Regions from separate parts of the Homo sapiens genome. Here region 1 is linked to region 2. Evidence: chromatin loops called from intact Hi-C (ENCODE). Cell type or tissue: heart left ventricle. All regions are shown on one strand. Links, peaks and the distances in the headings refer to the core of each region. The heading gives the core; the rest is flanking DNA.

Region 1 (7,068 bases), core at 1,742-4,241, 95 kb before region 2:
CAAGCTTGGAGGGAGCCTCCAAATGGTAGGGAATACCACCATTTGGCCTTGAACACAAAGGCCGCTAATGGAGGAAATATGGCTGGACCAGGTCAAAGAGGGCTCAAGGCTGGGAGCTTTAGGATTGGTTTTGTGAGAACCATAGAAAGTGAGAGCCATAGAAATCTCTAGCCCCAACCACCATATTCCAAGCCACCATGGGAGCCACTGGGCATCTACAGACAAATGTGACCTCATTTCCAAAGGCCATACTCATTCCCACTTTAGAAGGTCTGGCATTGGCCTTGGTTCTCAGCTGGGCCTTAAGCCACATGACCCAGAATTAGGTCACATCCTGTGGCCAGAGCTTATTTCTCAAGGAAAGTGGGACCCAGCAACACAGCAAACCCAAAGGCAAGCGGTGCCTACTGAGTGGCAACAGCTGTGGGGTTCAAGGTCTTTAGCCTGTGCTGCAGATCTCCACGGAGGCCCTGCCAATGGTAATGTTCTCTTCCCTGGCTGGCTGTCAAGGAAAGCCAGAGAGATCTATCTTCGGCCCTCAGCCAGCTGGAATGGGCACTGCCAAGGAAACTGGCACTGTTTTGGGAGACAGCTGGCCCTCTGGGGCCAGGAAGAAGCATGTTCACAGGTAGGGGCAAGCCAGGAGGCTGTCCCCAGCCTCAAGATGCGAAGAAGGGTTTGCACCTCAGCCTTGGCACCTACTTGTTACAGGACCTTGTGGATGTCACTTCCCCATCTGGGGCCTTGATTTCTCATCTGTAAAATAGGGTTGGTGGTAATTTACACTTTTGCTGGTCTGTGTGTTGTTTGCTTGTGTTTGTCAAATTAATTGTGCACTTGTTTACTTCCTGTGTTCACACTGGTCTGCACATTTCCTGAGGACTAGAAACACACGTGTCATGCCGTTCAGCACACAGTTTTTGATTGATTAAGTGACTATTGCAAAGATCAAATGAGATGGGGAATGAGAAAGCACTTAGCAAAATATGAAATGCAAAAGATACCTACAATAGTATCAGGCTCTTATCTCACCATGACATGACCCAGCCTCAGCACATGAAAGCATCACTCCAGGTGGTGACAAGGATGAGAAAACACAGATAGGAATGATCAACATTGAAAAGGCAGGCAAAAATAATAACAATTTGCTGATGGTACGATTTTCTACCTTGAAAAATTCAAACTCTGCTGGGGAAACATGAGCGGCTCTAGTAAGAAAGTTTGGTAAAATAACTGGATAGAAGAACTAGGTAAAAATTAATTGTTTTCCCATTTAGTTACTATTTTTAATTTCAAGATGTTATTTAAAAAAAGATCTCGCTCATAATAGCAGCAACAAGCTGAAAAAGTCTAGGAAATATACTTAACAAGAAGTGTTGCAAGTGCTATAAGGAGAAATCTTTAACACTTCATTCCAGGAGGGGGGAAAGAATATGTGAATAAATAGAGACACATTCAGTTTCTAGAAAGGAAGTCCCAATTGTAAAGATGTCAATTCTCCCTAACAGAATTAATACATATAACGTAATTCCAGGGAAAATAGCAGTGGGAGCATGAAGTTTATTTGGAAGAGTCCTTGCTTAAGAATAGCGAAGACAATTTGGGACAAGAATAATAATGAAATAGTGATAAAGAGATCTTACCTAACTTGCTAACCAAAACATAGGATGAAATGACAGTCATTAAAACTGTGTGGGTTTTGCATGAGAATTCCTGCTCTTAGGACTCAATGGATTATTCGTAGACATTCAGTGATGCGACCTTCCTGTGGGGCATGGTGGAGCCTCAGCTCGGTAGAGTGTAAACCCTGTTTTGCAGGGGTCTGGTTCAATTCTTACCTCCCCGGCTCCTAGCAGTGAGACCTCAAGTAACCTATGTAACTTCTCTAGGTTCTGTTCAGCGAAATGGATATTATAACAGTACTGGAGTTGATGAGGGAATTAAACGAGCCGGAGTATAAGTGGCACTTAGCATGGTGCCTGTGGTAAACTCTCAACAGATGATTATTTTATTCACTAAAAACAATAATAAATAAGTAAATTGTTAATTGGCTTATGGGCCAAGGAAAAGCCAGTTGCATTTTTTCAGTTATTGGTTGATAAAATCTTGGCACAATTTCCCAATTTGAGTCCTTGCTGGGCAAGCTCTGAGCAGATGGGAGGTGGAACATCTGCGTATTGAACTTGGATTCATTTCCTCTGCCCTCAGCTCACCTTCCAGGTGGTTCTGTGGGTTCACTGTGGTTGTTCTTTCTGATCGTGGTTCAGAAGACCAGCCTCCTGGCCATCCTCACAGGCCAGACTTGCTGAAGCCAGGATTAGACAAGCAAGAGCTGTCCAAACTTTATCCTGTAGGGGAAGGGCCGCTGTTCTGCACTGTATTTTTTCCATGGGTCCTTCCATGCCTACGATGCACTCCCTATCCCACAGGGCTGAGTTCAGTACAGAGTGGGGAGTTCCCTTCCACTCCCCTCCCCACCTACCCTAAGCCTTCTGGCACGCACTGGGCTCCCAGCTGGGAGAGAACAATATTTTCCCAAACACAATCTGTATGTGATCTGGGGTAAAGCTCCCTGGGGTGACCTTGGGACAGTTTGCAAGGAAATAAGCAGAGAGCACAGTGAAATGCTCAGTGTCCTGTGAGCACAGTGGGCACCACATGCAGGTCGCTGTTGGGGCTGTCATCACAACCGTCCCCTCCGATGGGAGAGACGGCAGCCCCTAGAGAATGGGCTGTGCGGGAAGAGAGGGATTGTTCTGAAGGGGAGGCAGATGGAGTAGGAAGACCACTAGATGAGGAGTCATGAAGCCCAGGTTTGAGCCACTTAGCCTCTTAGGAGAGGAGGTAACTGCAGGGCGGGTGAGCTTCTCCCACCAGGCTGTCTTTTCCTGAAGGGAAAGACCAGTGTCCTATTTGTGTCCCCAGGCCCACTAGGGTGCAGTGTAAGTCCTGGAGGTGCCCTAGCATTGAGAAGGTTGAGGGCAGGGGGCCACGTGGGCCTGGGCAGAGTGGAGTCCATGTGACGGTTGACCTTTCAGAGGGCACTGATGGTGCTCCCATGGCCCCACCCTCTAGCTGACATTCATCCCTGGTCATAGACACTGTAGGCACAAGTTTCTGGATATCATGGAGACAGGACTTCGACGCTGACCAGGGCTAAGCATCCATCTGATTGGAGTCAATGCCCATCTGGGGCCTATCAAAGAAGTCGTGGGCTATCACTCTGTGATTTTTTTCCCTTACCAGTAACCAGTTCAAACTCCCATTTTTTCCTTCTTTGTAAATGACACTATCATCTCCCAAATTCCTTAGGCTGCAAACATTGATATTTTCCTAGAGTTTCCTCCCTTTCCTTCAGCATCCACATCAAATTCATCAACAAACCTTGCCAATGCCATCACCAATTACTGTCTCAGAGATCCATGTCTCTATCTCGGTTGCTGAGAACTTAGCCCAAGCCATCCCAGGGCAGGATAGTGCCCAGAGCCCCCAGCTGGGGATCTCTACCTCATTCCAGAGTCCAGCATAAGGAAGCCTGTGTTCTCAAAAGAATAAGCTGCATGTTCTATTATCAGTTTTTTTAAAAAATTTCATTTTATTTTAGATTCAGGGGGTACATGCACATATTTGTTATATGGGTATATTGTATATTGGTGGGGATTGAGCTTTTAGGGTACCCATTACCCAAATAGTGAACATTACATCTGATGGGTAATTTTCCAATACGATTATCAGTTTTATCAGTAATAATAGTAACAGTTTTGTCTTATTTCTTAATTGGTTCAGAATTTAGGGAAGAGAGGAGTTGTTCATTGAGCCCCTTCAAAAATACCAACCCTAACACCTTGATAGCACTTTATAGGTCAAAGAGTATTCCTATTTATAATTTCCTGGAATCCTTCTTTCAGTTATGCAACGTAAAGATTATTATTATCCTCACTTTACTAATAAAAAAGTTAAGACTGAAAATTGTGAAGTGACTTGTTCAAGGTCACACAGAGTCAAGCATAGAATCCAGGTTTCACAAAAATTTGCTACCATGGCTTCTTCCTTTTGGCTTAAGTCTTGGACTCCTATTAAAATACAGTTTTATAATTATATAACTGCATTAATTAAGACGTCATGGTACTGATGGAGGGAGAGGCACTTAGATCAATGAAAGACTCATTTATCGGGGGAAGAGGAGGGTAGCATAAGGAAGTTTCTTTGCTTATGCCCATCCTTACACTTCACAGAAATATATATTCTCTCTCCAAATGAGCATGTAAAATATGGTGAAATCCAGCTGGGCATGGTGGCTCATGCCTGTAATCCCAGGACTTTGGGAGGCTGAGGTGGGTGGATCATGAGGTCAGGAGGTCGAGACCAACCTGGCCAATAGGGTGAAACCCCATCTCTACTAAAATTACAAAAATTAGCCAGGCGTGGTGGCAGGCCCCTGTGGTCCCAGCTACTCGGGAGGCTGAGGCAGAAGAATCACATGAACCCAGGAGGTGGAGGTTGCAGTGAGCTGAGATCGTGCCACTGCACTCCAGCCTGGGCAACAGAGCAAGACTCCATCTCAAAAAAAAGAAAAAAAAAAAAAAGAACCTTAGAATGGAAACTTAAATGTAAAATGGCAGTGATGATTATGTAATTACCTCCCTCATAGAGTTATGAAGACAAATTAATAAATATGTTTTTAAAAATGGTGAAATCCAAATAAGGTCTGTAGTTTAGTTGACAGTATTGTACCAATGTCATTTTCCTGATTTTGAGACTATACTATGGCTGTGCAAGATATAGCTGGATGCAGGGTACATGGGAGCTCTCTATGCTAATGTTGCAACTTCTTGCAAGTCTTTATTTCAAAATAAAAATGTTTTTAAATGCAGATCCCACGAGGCAATAGATATGTACTTTAATTCTGAGATGGCAAATGAATTTCAACTCCCATCCCAATTGTAGTCAACTGACAGGGGTTCTCTGGTCCACAATTCATAGTGTTAAGAAGTCTGAAGCCACATATGGGCCCAGTGGTAACGAGCACCTTCACTAATGAGTGATGCCTGCTGTGGACTCTGGGAATGGGATGGGGAGCATGGGGCAGGTTCACGCCATCTGTGCACGCAATCCCTAACAGCTCAGTGTGAACCAAGGTGCTGAGACTAGGGAGACACTGGCCTGAGACAGAGGGGAGAGGAGGGAGGGGGCAAAAGAGGGAAGCAGGTGCTCTGTGCAATCCTGTTTATGTCAAGTTCAAGAATGGGCAATGTGAAACAGTGGTAGCTTTTAGTGGTGGGAATTGATTGGTAGGCAGCATGGGAGTGATGGAAAAGTGTTCTCTATCTCTATCTTGGAGTGTTGGTCATGCCAGTGTGAACATTTGTTAAAAGTTATTGGGCTGTATTTTAAGATCTGTGCATTTTATTACATATAAATTATACCTCAACAATAAAAAAAGAGGGAGGCAAGGCAGATCTCTGAAAAGAAAATCATTTCCACAAGTAAAACGTACCCTGGAACTTCCAAGGCTATCATGGGAGGAATTCCTCCTAGTGGACAACGGGTGGTAGACCAGATGCTCAGACAGGCCTATGTTACCCCCCATCCCTTGGTGATGGGGCTGTTTGGGGCAAATTCCCAGCCCAGCCACTTCCTAGCTGGGTGGCCTTGGACAACTTGCTGAATCTTTCTGCTTCCATTTCCTCAGCTGTAAAATGGGGGTAGAAATAGCGCCTGCCTCACAGGGTACTTGCATGAATTAAAGGAGTTAATCCGGTGAAGAGCTTAAAATAGTGCGGTCTGGTGCACAGCACCTGCTCCATGTATCTGAGCCACTATTGTGATTGTGGTTATTTTTATTATTGTTCCCATTTTGATTCCTATCACTAACAGCTGCTGTTCCTCTTTAAGGCTGTGGCACGAGGGTGAACACAAATTCTTCCTCGGACATAGCTGAGACTCACTGGATATCCAAAGAGATCAAACCCTTCAGGAAGACAACAGTGAAAGACACACTCTCTGTCCACTGCAAGGTAGAGCCTGGCCCCCATGGAGTAAGCTCTGCCCTGGATCCCGTCCCTTCCAATCTGCCCTTTGGGAGCCTGCAGCCCCACTCTTAGACTTACTGTGTGCTAGTGCTGGGCTGCTCTCAGTACAGAGTTGCCATCTGGGCACTCACTGCCTCCTAAGTATTTCATATCTTGAGCAAGATAAGAGAGCTCCTACGGCCTCTGCTCCTGCCTCCCAGTTCCTGGTCTGGGAGCCATGTACTTGCCTTGATCACTAGCCCCAGAAATGATCTCACTCCTTAGGCGAGGCCTTGACTTCTCCCTACTGTGAGGGCTCAGTCCCCCAGACAGGGCTGGTGTATAAAACAGCATGGCAGAGGGGAGGAGTTGCTGTTTCTTTCCAAACACCCACTTTGTACTGCTCTGAGAACAATCAATAAACTTCTATTATCTTAAGCTGTGGATGTTTGGAGTTTTGTTACAGCAGCTAGTATTTCCTTGAAGAATACACACACGAAGAGACAGAGAGGAAAGGGAGAAGGATGTTTCAGATAAAACCACATGTGCAAAAGCCCTAGGGAGAGACAGAGGAAGAGTGATGCCAGGTGAGGCTGGAGGTAAACTGAGGCAGCTCAGGGGGCTCTTTCAGCTGTGCTAAGCACAGTTGGGACTCCATCCTAAGGAAACAGGGTGTACACAGGCCAGACACTCCCAGACATGCCCCTCTGTACCCTAAGGCTCAGAGGAGACAGGTAACTTGCTGAATGGAGGTCACTTGATCAGTGAAGGCAGAGTTGGACCCTCCCCCCGACTCCAAGGCTCCCTGCCTCCATGTCCCTAAGCGCTCAGCTCTATACTTCAAACAGAATATTCTACAACAGAGAAACAAGGACATCCGTCTCCCAAGAGTTCCATGAGATTCCTGACTATGTGGGCCCCTTCTCCAATATTCTGGGACTGGCCCCCAACAGGAGTGCTGTCTCCTGGCACCAGGCCCAGGCCAGCTCACAAAATGATGTCCCTTCCTCCCCCGCGCACCCCTCCCCCAACGAGCAACAGTGGCCCTCAGCATTCC
Region 2 (7,068 bases), core at 2,787-5,286:
GCTGACCTCCCCCTTCCATGCCAATCATCTCTCCCTCTGGCAACCAGCATTTGCCTCCTCCTCCGAGGTTTCTCCTTCCCTCAGTCTGTGCTGGTGGAAGGGGCGGAGTCATTTTCCTGAAAGGAGTGTTGATTGAGGAAGCACGCGCCTCCCCCAACCAGCCGTGGGTCTCAGGCAAGCCACTCCCCTCTCCAGGCCTCAGTTTTCTCATCTATAAACAGGGCCCACCATTTCCTACAGTCTCACACTAGCCACCCCACATGGCACCTGAGGGCATCTGAGTTTGAGATCCCTGGACTAACTGGTCTCAAAGGTGCCATAAAGCGAGTCTCTGGGTTTCTGTGGCTCTGGATCATGGGACAGGCAAGAGAGAGATGACTGGGCTGGGCTGAGAGGCCAGGTACTGCAGGCAACTGATCCAGTGCAGGCCACTCACCCAGGGTCTTCCTTCCCCAGTCCAGATTCGCGGCATCTCCCACCTGCATTTTGCCCCGGCCTCCTCCTGCTCTCTCCGCCCCCAGCACCTCCTGCTCTAGTCTGTGCTGTCTCATCAGGGTTCCTCTTAAAAAACTCAGATTGGATTCTGCTATTCTGTTGCTGGACAGCACCACCTATTTGCCCTAACTCCTTACTTGGCATTCAAGGCCCCTCCCAAGCCAGCCCCTGCCTACCTTCCTGGCCTTATCTCCCATTTCCCCTCACCCTCACCCTCAACTTCCTTAGTGCCACCCGGCCCATGAAGCCCCATCCTGTGTGGTGGCCATACCTTTGCATACACTAATCCCCCCACCTGGAATTCCTTCTCAGCCTTCTCCACTCAGAAAAGCCTTCAAGGCCTTGTCCCACGTTGCCTCCTCTGGGAAGCTGTCCCTGACTGTCCCTGGGTGGAGGCAGAGGCATACCTCAGCTAGAACAAGTGCCAGGTGATAGTGGAGTTAGGTGTGTAAGCTCCTCCTCCTAAACAATGAGCACCTAATAGAGGCCACAGCTTGAGCAGCAGGGCAGTAGCCCTGCCCTGGTCACCTTTTGTCTTCAGAGCCCAGAAAGGAGGCTGGACATAGTGAGCAGGTGGTCAGTACACCTTTGCTGTAGGAATAAACAACAAATAATGTGTTAGGCATTGCCCCACTCCACCTAACTCATTTAAAGTTCAAGAGGCAGGAAGATGTACACAGGTGAAGCCCCACACTGCGGAACAGTGATTCCCTTCTTCCCCTATTTGCAGAAGTCTAACCATTTACAAAGCACCTTGCAGCCCTCCCCAGCGAGCCCCTGCAAATAGTGCAGACCTCTCATTTATTATCTCTATGTTGCAAAGGAGGCCCAGAGAAGCAGAGACTGGCCAGAGGCCCCTGACTGGAGGTGGTGGAGTTCTACACAAGCCATGGCCTCCCTGGAGACACTGCTCCCTGCTGCTTGTCCAGCTGCAGGCTGCCTCCCTCCCTCCCTCTCAGGGTGGCTGCGGGCCTCTGTCTTTCTCTTGTCACGCAATGTGTATTTGAATCCATCTGGTTGCTTCTCTGAGTCTCTCTTTGTCTTCTTGTGTTTCTCTCTTACCTCAATTATTTATATTTCTGTCTCCAGCTCTCCGGGCTCCCACTCTTCTTCTGTGTGTTGGCCTTTGCCTTCTCTCTCTCTCTTTCTCTTTCTTTCTCTGTCTCCCTCTCTGTCTCTATCTGTTCCTTTCCCTCCATTTATCTTTTTCCTTCGCCTGAGCCTGTCTCTGTCCACCCTTCCCTCCATAATTAGCCTCACTTCTAGCTTTTACTCTTGGGCCCACTCTCGGGTGGGGGTGGGCAGGGGACAAGGAGGGAACATCTTTCCAGCATGCAGAAAATGGACCAATTAAAGCCACAATGCTGCTCAGGCAACTGAACAAGAAGGAAGCAAAAATAGCCCCAGGCGGGTCGAGCTGGAAAGAGGCACAGAGAAAAAGACAGAACGGGCGAAATGAATGCAGAGGCCAAAGTCACAGTCGGGCCATCGAGGGGGAAGCTCCTTCCCACCCATATCTGGAAGCTGGACTCCGGCTGCAGCATGGCAGGGTGGACCTGCCTCATCCTCAACCCTGGCCCAACCCTTTATCTCACCTGAGGACACCCTGGAGCCTGCCAGACCTCTCTGGAATCCCAGAGGTCCTGAGCTTCCTCCCAAGTTGACGCCCACCTCCTATCTCTGGACCCCTTCCCACCAAGTGGCCCAGGGGTGCTGGGAGAGGCATCCACCCCACCCTGTCTAAGCCTGGCTTTCATCCATCCTCAGGTCCCCAGGAATCCAAGGCCTGCTCTATACGGGATACTCGAGGGTTGTAGACAGAATGGTGAGGCAATGGTATGCTTAGCAAATGCCATCCCCCACCCAAGGAGCTCACAGGCTGTGGGGAAAACCAAGCAAAGAAACAGGCAGAAAAAACACACCTCGCCACACTAAGCACAGCCTGGGGAGTCCAGAAAGGGGGCTCAAGGAATTGATATCTGCCCCCAGCCTGCAGAGCCTGCAAGGGGAGCCTGCGCAGAGTAGGCAGTGAGGGCTGGAGATGAGCCTGATCAGAGGAAAACACAGGGAGCCCTCAGGAAAATGAGAGAACTCCCATGAGGCCACGGAGGAGTTGGGGGAGAAGAATGTGAGGGCTGCGCTTTGTCCAGGACAAGGTCTTGGAAGTTATTCTCAGAGCACTGGGGAGCCAGGAAGGGTTTTATGCAGGGGAGGGCAACATGATGTGCTCCTTTTTCTTGTTTGTTTGTTTGAGACAAGGTCTCACTCTGTGTTGCAGGCTGGAGTGCAGTCATGTGACCGTCACCTCACTGTAGCCTCAACCTCCCTGGGCTCAGGCGATCCTCCCAACTCAGCCTCTGGAGTAGCTGGGACTACAGGTGCACACCACCATGCCCGGCTAATTTTTGTATTTTTTTGTAGAGCCAGTTTCACCATGTTGCCCAGGTTGGTCTCGAACTCCTGGGCTCATGTGATCCACCCACCTTGGCTTCTCAAAGTGCTGGGATTACGGGTGTGAGCCATCACACCCGGCCATAATATGTTCCTTTATGGAGATTCCACTGCCTGCAGGGAGGGGAAGATGGATGAGGCTAAAGCAAGGAGAGCAGGCCGGATGCTACTGCAAAGCACTGGGGAAGAGCCAATGGGCCCTAAAATGGCAGTGGCTGTGAGATGGAGGGAATGCAGGATATGGGAGATGAGGTAAGGTGAGGTCGGGGAACCCAGCCAGAGTGACTAGGCCCCTCCTCAGCTGGAACCACTTCAGTACATAGGAATGGCTCACAGACTTTGAGCCATCTGAGGGCAGATTTCCATCCTTTTTGTACCCAGCCCACAGCCTGTGGCCTGGAACATATTAATGCTAAAAATATTTGTTAGATGAGTGAGTTACTCAATCCATCATTCCCCAGCTGGCCTCCAAGGCCAGGGCTGTGACCTGGCCCAGTTCCTCCCTGGCTTTCTCCCCAGCCCTCTTTCACGTCCTACTCCCTGCCCTCCAGCAGGCTGGATTCCCTGAAATTGCCTGGATTCATTCCATTTCTCTGCCTGGCTCATTTGATTGTGTCCTAGAACACTCTCCTCTCATTTTCACATGCCCAAGTCCTACCCACTCGTCAAGATCCAGTTCCAGTGCCCCCTCCTACATGCAGCCCTACCTTCCTCTCTTCCCTCCAGGTGCTCAGAGCACATGACCTGGGCCTCTCTTATGGCAGGGGCCACAGTGGGCCTCCTGTATTGTTCTCCACGCCTATGCTAGAATCCCTGTATACACTCAGAGCAGCTTTAGGGCAGAAATCTGGGTCTGATTCTACAGTCTTCAGGACAGGCCTGCCCCAGAGAGAGGTCTCCATGAAGACTTAATAGAAGAAGGAAGGAAGGGAGGGAGGGGAGGGGAGAGTAGACGTGTCTGTGCTGGCCATGTGTGTCAGCCAGGGGGCGAGGGAGGCTTGAATTGCTTTAGCTTCTGATGCATAAGCCATTCCTCCATCAGCTCTGCCACTCCCTGCTTGGGTGTGCCCACAATGTGGTTCTGGTTTTCTGAGCCTGATCTATACCTTACACCAAACCTGACATTAACATCAGAAATCCTGATTTTCTTCTTTCGCTAAAACCCACTGCGACTTCAACCTCACTGTTTCTGCTAGTCACAGAAATATATGGATGGATGGATGGATGGATGGACAGATGGATGAATAGATGGACAGATGGATGGCTGAATGGATGGACAGATGGATGGATAGATGGATGGATGGAAGGATGGATGGATGGATGGATGGATGGATGGATGGATGGATGGAGAATTGGTTGAATGGATGGAGTGAATGACCAAATTAATGACTAAGAGGAAATCATCCAAGAACTATGAATGATGGACCATAGGTGATGGGCTACCAGAATTTGGTGAACCTCAGTCAAATTCTGGCTATGTGTTCATTTATTCACCTGGCATTAATGGAGCACCTGCCATGTGTAAAACATTATGGTAGACCCCAGGAATCTAAACGTGGTCCCTGTCCCCATACAGCTTATAGTCTAGTGAAGGAGTCAGACAAAAAAACTGAGGAATTACCAAGATAATATAATGGGATAAAAAATATGACAGAGAACATGTGGGAAGCTGCCTGGAGCATCACTCATTCCAGAGCATCTGGGAAGGCTTCCTGGAAGAAGCGACATCTAAACTGTGAAAGGCAGGACTGATGAGTACAGGGTAGGGAGTGTGAATGAGGCTGGCAGAGGGAACAGTGTGTGTAAAGGGCAAGGAGCAAAGTTCAATCAGGGGCACGGAGCACTGGGGACAGTAGATGAAGCAGAAGAGGAAGACAGGAGCCAGATCTTTCAGGCCCTCGTGGGCTCCAAAGGAGTTCAGGCTCTGTCCTAAAACAGGAGGAATCCCTTGCAAGGTGTCAAACATGAATGCAGGAAGACTATTAATTGGAAAATGTGTATCAAAATTTCTTCTGTTAAGCAGAAAGATTATTTTCTTCTGGTGTTTTCCCATAAATAACACTGTGCTACATCTATAAATCACCTGGGAAATTTAAAAGCAGGAAACCTTGTACTGCTTTTCTTGGCGATGAAAAACCAAGAAAATGAAAACAGAATTAACCTCTTAGCCTGAAATGTAACGTTTCTCATTGACCAAGTTGAAATTGTCCTATTTCCTTTTTCATTAAAATATGACTCCATTTCATATTTATAACCCATAAGGTTAAAAGTTCAGAAATCAAAGCCCATGTCTGTTAAAATAATACTATGCTTCATTGAAAAAAAATAACCAGAATGCCAAAGTTTGTTCTTTTGGTTAAATAATACATTTTCTAGCATGGCTATGTCTCAGAAACAGTTCTCAAGTGTTCACAATAGCTATAATGAGCCTATTGGAGGAGGTATAGTTCACATGTTAAATAAATAACTACATCAAATAGCTTAGGGAAACACAGTTTTAAAATTACCGTTTGATTTTCTGATGTGGCTACAAAAGTAAACTGAAAAAACAGAAGAAATCACTGTTTTAAGATATAGCAGATTCCTCTCCAAAGGAAACCTACAACTACCTATTCCATAGCTTGCAGACTTCATTCATTCAGCGGGATGATGTAAATAACAATCGGGGGTGTGGGAGGGGCTGGTGTGGATAGGGGAAGCATGGTCAGGAAGTAGCATTCACACCTGGAGAGCGACAAGGTGCTTGTCACTAGAAGAACCAAAGAAAGGGGGGCCTAGGCAGAAGGAACAGCAGGTGCCAAGGCTCAGAGGCAGGAAAAGACTTAATAGAAATAAAAACAAATAAGCAGGTTGGCATTCCCACGGTTGTCCCTGATTTGCTGTGGGAATGCCCGCCTGCTGCGTGCTTCTCATGTTCCCTGTCTGGGCCTTGTGCCTTCTTCCTGAAGTGGAAGGGGGGTCCCAAGGCTTTTTAGAAGCTGCCTCCTTGCCTAGCTTTCTGGCTCCTCTGTCCCCCGTCCCTGGACTCCTCCCAGCCCCCTCCCGTCTCTTGCCTGCCCTCCTGCATCCGATGCCCTGGCTGTCAGGGAGAGGAAGTTAGCTGCAGGCACATACATTTTTTAAAAACCCAGCCATTTAAGGAAACTATGCCTCTAAACAAACACTCAAAGGCCCCCACCTCTTGTCCCTAAGGGAGGCAGCACCAGGGCCAGGTCAGGAATTCCGGGCATGTGGGGAAGGCCCTGAATGGAGGGGAAGGCAAGTTGCTGGTCAGACCTCCTCCCCTCAGAGGGCCTCGCCCCAGTCCTGAGAACCAGCCCTGACTCCTCCAGGACCCCAGGGCTGCTCTGCTGGTCCCAGGCCAATGGGGCCCAGGAAAAAGGCCAGAGTCATTCCCTGGGCATCTGGCAAGAATATGGCGTCTGTTGTTGTTTTTTTCTTTTTTATTAACTTTTTAATTTTTACTTCTTTTTTTCTTTTTTTAGAGACAGGGTCTCGTTCTGTCATCCAGACTGGAGCATAGCGGTGCAATCATGTCTCACCACAGCCTCCACCTCCCAAGCTCAAGTGATCCTCCCACCTCAGCTTCCTCGGTAGCTGGGACTATAAGCATGTGCCACCATGCCTGCCTAATTTTTTTTTTTTTGGTAGAGATGGAGTCTCGTTATGTTGCCCAGGCTGGTTTTGAATTCCTGGGCTCAAGTGAACATCTCACCTTGGCCTCCCAAAGTGCTGGGATTATAGGCATGAGCCACTGTGCCCAGCCTATTTTTACTTTTTACTGTGAAACATACATATAAAATAATCTATATAACGTACGCACATTTAAAAGACTATGTTAAATCGTAAAATAATAATAAATGAAGGCTTGTATAAGCCCAGACTAAGAAACCCAGCCTAAGAAACCTTCCCAATGCTTTCCAAGCCCACGCTTGCCCTGACCCTGTGGCTGCCCCATATCCCCCTGCCCAGGTTAACCACTGGGTTCCGTGTTGTGCTGTGGAAGCCCATGGCCCAGAGACCCAAGAACATGATTGCAGTAAGAAAATGGGAGGTTTCGTAAGCTTGTCGCTGCAAGGGAGTGCACAGCGCAGGGAAACCTCGGTGGTGTCTCAGGGAAAG

What was found. Hi-C counts contacts between places; a loop is a spot of excess contacts. Peaks named below come from ENCODE experiments on the same cell type or tissue, not always from the same donor. Only the 100,000 strongest peaks of a DNase experiment are listed, where the experiment ranks them.
Region 1: it touches region 2 in a loop (2.2-fold over the local background); 5 of 110 quality-filtered maps call a loop at or near these places.

The regions. Positions count from the first base shown.
Region 1 is chr11:44,991,959-44,999,026 of GRCh38, forward strand. No RefSeq gene overlaps it. Among named protein-coding and RNA genes, the nearest start is that of LINC02685, 22 kb to the left of the region's middle. In heart left ventricle, for the core only: a CTCF peak has its summit at 2,942; no DNase peak of the experiment used is centred there.
Region 2 is chr11:45,086,085-45,093,152 of GRCh38, forward strand. No RefSeq gene overlaps it. Among named protein-coding and RNA genes, the nearest start is that of PRDM11, 57 kb to the right of the region's middle. RefSeq lists an enhancer at 1,182-1,918. In heart left ventricle, for the core only: CTCF peaks have their summits at 3,932 and 4,138; a DNase peak (open chromatin) is centred at 3,427; H3K27ac peaks cover 1,137 bases.